Regions from separate parts of the Homo sapiens genome. Here region 2 is linked to region 1. The links are chromatin loops, found by intact Hi-C in ENCODE. Cell type or tissue: dorsolateral prefrontal cortex. All regions are shown on one strand. Links, peaks and the distances in the headings refer to the core of each region. The heading gives the core; the rest is flanking DNA. Region 1 overlaps PREX1 (phosphatidylinositol-3,4,5-trisphosphate dependent Rac exchange factor 1). Region 2 overlaps PREX1 (phosphatidylinositol-3,4,5-trisphosphate dependent Rac exchange factor 1).

Region 1 (2,901 bases), core at 215-2,714:
TGGACTAACACAGCCATTTCCCTCCTGGTCCCCTTCACCCTCCCAAAAGTCTGTTCTCTACACACACAGCCAGGGAGATCCCTTTAAATATGTACAGGAGATCAGTCAATCCATGCCTTTAAAATCTCCATGGCTTCCCACTGCACTTAAAATCCAAATCTTTCCATGGTCCCCATGATCTTGTCCTTGTTAATCTCTCTGATCTCATCTTCCAGTACTTCATCCTCCCACACACCTCAATATAAATAATCTTCAGCCACACTCTCATTCTAGATTCTATCCACCTGCCAAATACACTCCTGCCTCAGGACCTTTGCATATGCTGTTCCTGCTTGCAAGATGTTCTCCCCCATTCTGCCCTGAGCAGCCTCCTCATCCATCCGGCCTTAGTTCAAATGTCACCTCCGCCAAGAGGCCCTCCTCTTCTTAATGCAAACTCCTATCTTCCCATCTTGCGTTAGGAGCTCATTTGACAGATGAGGAAACTGAGGTTAAGCAATCTATACAAGCTCCTAAGGGAAAGGCCAGGATAAGCAGGGATCATGGCTGGGATGAAACCATAACCCCCAATCCAACATCAGAGGCCAGGTTTGGAAACTGGTGAGTCTGAGTTTCAACCATGGGTCCTTCCTGCTGTGTGACCTCAGGAAAGTGCACTAGCCTCTCTAAGTCTTCATTTACTCTTCCCAGTGGAATCATAGGAATACAGCACCTTTTAGAATGTCATGGGATAAAGTGAATGGAAGCTCCCTGAAGGCAGGGACCCTGCCTGTCTTGTTCACAGCTACGTCTTCAGGGCCAAATGTAGTGCTCAGCAAATAGCAGGTGCTTGAAAATCAAAGGAAGGTTTGGAATGCGCCTGGCACAGTGCCTGACCCATGCCGGAGACCTCGACTCAGGCTCCTTGGAAGTCTGTGGATCCTGTTTTTGAAACGACAATGAGCGGAGGGGACAGGGACTGGGGTTCCTAGAGGATGTTTTAACAGGGCCTGGGATACTGACAGGAAGTCAAGCTCCAGCCTCCCCAGACTAGAGGGAGACAAAGGCAGCCTCACCCAGCACAGCCAGGGAGGGCAGGAAGCTGGGAGTGCCGCACTCCGCTGGCCTAGATTGGGGCTTCCTGTCCTGGTTTCTTCACACGAGCTCTGCCACCGCTATTGTGCTGCAACAATGGGAGGCTCGGGCCACCCACTGAGGAACTGCAAACAAGCCGGTGTGAAGGCCACAATGGGCAGCTCGTGACCCGGAAAGAATGGGCAGCAGAGGCTCTGGGACCAGCCCTCCTGCTGCCCAAGGCACGACTGGCTTTTCCAGGCAGCACGGCGTCCCCTGCACTGGCAGGATGGTGAAAGGGACCCTCCAGGGCGACTCTTCCTTTGTCCAAGGCTTGACAGCTTTGAAACACTCAGGTCAAAAGCAGCTCTCATCTCCGAAGCCTCCCTTAGACACAATACTGTTCTCAGGATTTCCAGGGCTGCCTGAGAAACTCCTCCAGCCTCGGAAGCTTTGCCCATGCCTGGACCACTTGTCCTCACATCTGCCCAAGTCCTCCTCTTCATTTTATGAATGTGATGATGAAATACGTCAGGGATACAGAAAAGAATAGAGAGAAACAACAAACACCCACAAACTCATCACTACCCAGCTTTGGCAAATCTTAATACTACACCGAATTTGCTTGAAACCATTTGCAAAAAGAAATTCAACAAGTCTAGGGGAGGCACAGACTGGAAACGGGATGAGGAGGCTCTTGGGGGTGCTGGAAATGTTCTATATCTTGATCTGAGCAGTGGAGACACAGGTCACTGCATATGCAAAGCCCCAGCAGTATGCACTCGAGATTAGTTCAGTTTACCCACAGTACCATGCAAATATCAAACCTCCATGTATTAAGTAGAAAAGGCAGAAAGGAATCATTACAGAGAGAGGTGAGCCACTGGGCACCTTCTCTCCCTGCAAGGTACTTGGAGCTGGTGCTCCTCATTCCCACGCATGCCTCTGCCCACTTACCAAGCTGTGTGCATCTATAAGCAAGAGAGAATATTGTTTTGCATGTTCACAACATTTTTATAAGTAGCATGCTTTCAGCAACTTGATTTTCTCACTCAACATCATGTCTTCCACATTTACCCATGTTGATATGTACACTGGGCAACATCTGCTATCCAGACCCCACCCTTACCCCACACCACATCGAGCTGCCAGCACCTGCATCTCTTGGCCTGAAGACCCCGCTCTCATGTGCAGGGCAGGCCAGAGGTGCGGAAGAAGTAAGACTGCCTGGGAGCAGCCCTCAGTGATGGCCAGCAGGACCTGGCATGAAAAGACAGATGAGGAAACTGAGGCACTCGATGGACACTATCTCCCCGAGTGCCTTGATGGATTCAGCTCCGGTGGCCCCCATGGTAACCCGCTTGATGACACACCTTTCTTGGCTGCCTTCTCCTCCCTGCCTCACTCCCCCACTCTCCTATTGATGCTTCCTGGGGTGACCTCCCAAGTATGCTACTTGCCCTTGAATCAGTCTCGGGTCATGTTCTTTGGGGAATCCACAATAAGACAGACCTCAAGTTGTTCATTTCATTGCTTACTAGTCAAAATCACAGCATGAAGTAACCACTGCCATGCTGCAGACACTTGTTTCAAACATCCTTACTGTAAACAATGGCACTCAGGTGTAAGTTCTTTCAGCTGTATACTCTCGTCGACTGGGGTATGGGTATACAAGTTCCTCTAGGTGATGCACATGTTTCCTCGAGCCCAGGCGTTCAAGTTCCTCTAAATGTATATCCAGGTCTTCTGGGGCATAAGAGAAGGACCAGAGAGACTGTTTACTCAGCTCCCAGCCTGAGTGTTTCCAGGGTCCCCAGAGCTCTAGACTGAGCAGGAAGCCACATCATA
Region 2 (2,901 bases), core at 119-2,618, 57 kb after region 1:
GGGGCTGGGGAAAAGGAAGTCAGAGATGCATAAGAGTAGCAGGAATGGCTTCTCAGAAGAGGTATAGGGACAGTTCAAAGGAATCCGATATCCATTCATCCATGGAACAGTCAGAGAACGCCTCTTCAAGGTGACATCTCAACAGAACATAGCTGAAGATGGAGGTGAGCCATGCTGACATGAGGGAAAAGACAACTGGCAGGGAACTGTCTTTTTTAAATTATTGTTAGTCTATATTAATTTGAAAAATAGTGTGTTAATTAGAACTAGTGTAGCAATGCCAAAAAAGTATACAAAGATAAAGTGAAAATTCTTTTTCTACACTCCCCCCCATTCTCAGCCTGAGGCTACCAAGGCTAACATCTGGTGCACATCCTGCAGTATCTTTCTCCACACTCATAAATACCCATTGAGAGAGCCTTTTTTGTGTTTTTTTTTCTCTACAAAATTGGGGTCCTGCTCTACATTTCACTCAGCAACTTATCCCTCCTTAAAGGTACAGCACATACAGCCCCTCATGTCCATAGAGACCAACCTCATTCTTTCCAACAGCTGTCCGTTACCCCAACATGTGGATCAACAACCATCCTAATGAGACTTTTCTCTGCTAACGGCCACTCACAGAGTTGCCAATTTCTTTTGCCATTAGAAACAAAACTGGAATAAACATCTTTGTAACTTACATCTTTACCTACTTTTTTTTTCTTGTTTCTATAGGAGAAGTTCCTAAAGGAACTGAATCAAAGGGTATCGTGGGTTTTTATTTTTAAAGACACTGCCAATGTATTTTCCCCCAAGGCAGCAATCATGAACACTCCCACCAGTGTCCTCTGGGACTGCTTGCTTGCCTGCAGCCAGGCCAGCGCTGGGCATTATGCCTCTTGTGTACGTGTGACGACAGTAAGGGATGGAAGGTGACGTTGACTGATAGGGTTTCTCAGCGGAAATGCAGCTCCACACAGTTCCAAAAAACACTGCCAATTCCAGAGCATTCTGGGCCCAAATGAGGCTAGAGGGGTGTGGGGGAGCAGGCTGTCCACTCAGGGGGCCCTGAGCAAGATGGGGACACCTTCCTCCCAAGCCCCTCCCCATCCTTGCAAGCCGACTCCTGAGCCTGCACCATCCTCATTTCTGAAATGGATTTCACACCCAGGAGTAACAAAGATGGCTTTGTCAGTAGGAAAGGGGAGGGGGGCACTGTTGTCGGAACATTCTGGATCCTGTTCATTCAAAGCTCTGTGTGTGGGGATGGAGAGGGCAGAGTTGGGGAACAACGGGGTGCTTCCTGCTCTGGGGCTGACCTCAGGCACAGGCACCGTGGGCAGAGCTGGAGCGGCCCCAAATTCCCTGCCATCCCCTCACTGGCACACTCCACAAACATTTGCTGAGAGCTTAGGCTGTGCCAGGCACTCCGGGAGCACTTTACATTTATCAGCTCATGCAGTTCATCCCCACAGCCCCATCAGCGAGGTCACATCATTAACACCACTGTGCAGATGAGAAAATAGAGCTCCAAGAAAAGCAGCCAGGACTCGAGGTCACACAGCTCGTGAGCAGCACAGGAGGACAAAGCAGGGGCAGTGGACTGCCATCTAGCCACCTGCAGAACAGGCTCTCCTGCCCGGGCTGCTGTGGCAGCCTCCTCCTCAGCCTCCACCCCACCTCCTATCATCTACCCGCACAAGTAGCCAGAGGGATCCTGCGAAAACTGAGTCAGATCTGCCCCTCCTCTGCTGAAACACTCCAAGGACAACACCACCTCACTCAGCGACACCACCTCACTCAGCGTAGAAAGCAAAGCCCTTACAATGGCCCTCAAGGCCCTGTGCAATCTGCCCACCAGCCTCCCTACTCCTACTGCCACCTCTCTGACTTGACCTCCCATTGCTCTGCCCCTGGCCATTCCGGCCTCCGTGTGGATCCTAAAACAGGCTCCTGCCTCAGGGCCTTTGCACTTGCTGTTTCCCATGCTTGGAATGCTCTCCCCATAAAGACAGAGGCAAAGTCCTTTTCCTGATGTTACACCCCTAGAAGGGGCAGAGCCTGGATTCAGGGAAGACAAAATGCACACAGCTGAGTCTTCAATAGAAGAGAAAGATGCTGTGTGACTCTGGGTAGGTCAGGGAACCTTTCTGAGCCTCTGCTTCCTCATCGACACAATAAACAGGCAACGCAGGAACACCTTCCCCACCAGGTTCTTGGGGGGCTATGTTGCTTGGAAAGTGTCCACTGGGCACAGTTCCTCACACATGTGGGCACCAGTGTTATAATGACATCCACAGGGAGAGCTGGAATAGTCAAGGAAGGCCTCCCAAGGAGGCAGGATAGGAGCAAGGATTCTGAGGTCAGACATGGAAAGGCCAAGAGCCACTGCAAGCAGGCCATGGGCCAACGGGGCTCCCCTGGGACCCAAGACTTGGGGGAAGGCAAAGCCTTCCAATCTGGGATCGAGGCACCAGCACAGGGGAGAAGAGATGCTCCCACCTGGCATCCCTCCCCATCTTCTGGTCCCAGCACCCTGGGGGCTTCCTTCTGGGAACCACTCCTCCCCCACTACCATGTGGTAGAGCTACATCCCTCACCCAGGAGGCAGCTGCCCCAGGGAAACAGAGAGAAATTCCCATTCTTACTGAAGGTGGTTTGAGATGGGTTTTCTGTCACTTGCAACCAAAGGATCCTGACAACCAGCCGGCTCTTGCCAATCTCAGCAGTGGTAGCAATGCCATTGTCTTTATTATTGTTCTTGTTATTTCAAAATCTTCAAGATGAGGGAGAAACGAGGCCAGGGGAGAGGCCACCAATAGGCTGCCCAAGAGCAGGAAGACACCAAACCTGACCGGGATGGTATCAGGGTCCTGCAACCTAAGAAGAGGCCCAGGCAGGGACCCTCTAACGCCCCTG

Evidence for each region. Hi-C counts contacts between places; a loop is a spot of excess contacts. Peaks named below come from ENCODE experiments on the same cell type or tissue, not always from the same donor. Only the 100,000 strongest peaks of a DNase experiment are listed, where the experiment ranks them.
Region 2: it touches region 1 in a loop (2.4-fold over the local background); 10 of 110 quality-filtered maps call a loop at or near these places.

What each region holds. Positions count from the first base shown.
Region 1 is chr20:48,750,262-48,753,162 of GRCh38, forward strand. The region is part of intron 1 of PREX1 (phosphatidylinositol-3,4,5-trisphosphate dependent Rac exchange factor 1); the gene reads right to left. Among named protein-coding and RNA genes, the nearest start is that of PREX1, 76 kb to the right of the region's middle. RefSeq lists an enhancer at 1,363-1,492. In dorsolateral prefrontal cortex, for the core only: no CTCF peak of the experiment used is centred there; a DNase peak (open chromatin) is centred at 1,180; H3K4me3 peaks cover 784 bases; H3K27ac peaks cover 2,500 bases.
Region 2 is chr20:48,806,878-48,809,778 of GRCh38, forward strand. All of the region lies in intron 1 of PREX1 (phosphatidylinositol-3,4,5-trisphosphate dependent Rac exchange factor 1), which reads right to left. Among named protein-coding and RNA genes, the nearest start is that of PREX1, 20 kb to the right of the region's middle. In dorsolateral prefrontal cortex, for the core only: no CTCF peak of the experiment used is centred there; DNase peaks (open chromatin) are centred at 891 and 1,304; H3K4me3 peaks cover 1,209 bases; H3K27ac peaks cover 2,446 bases.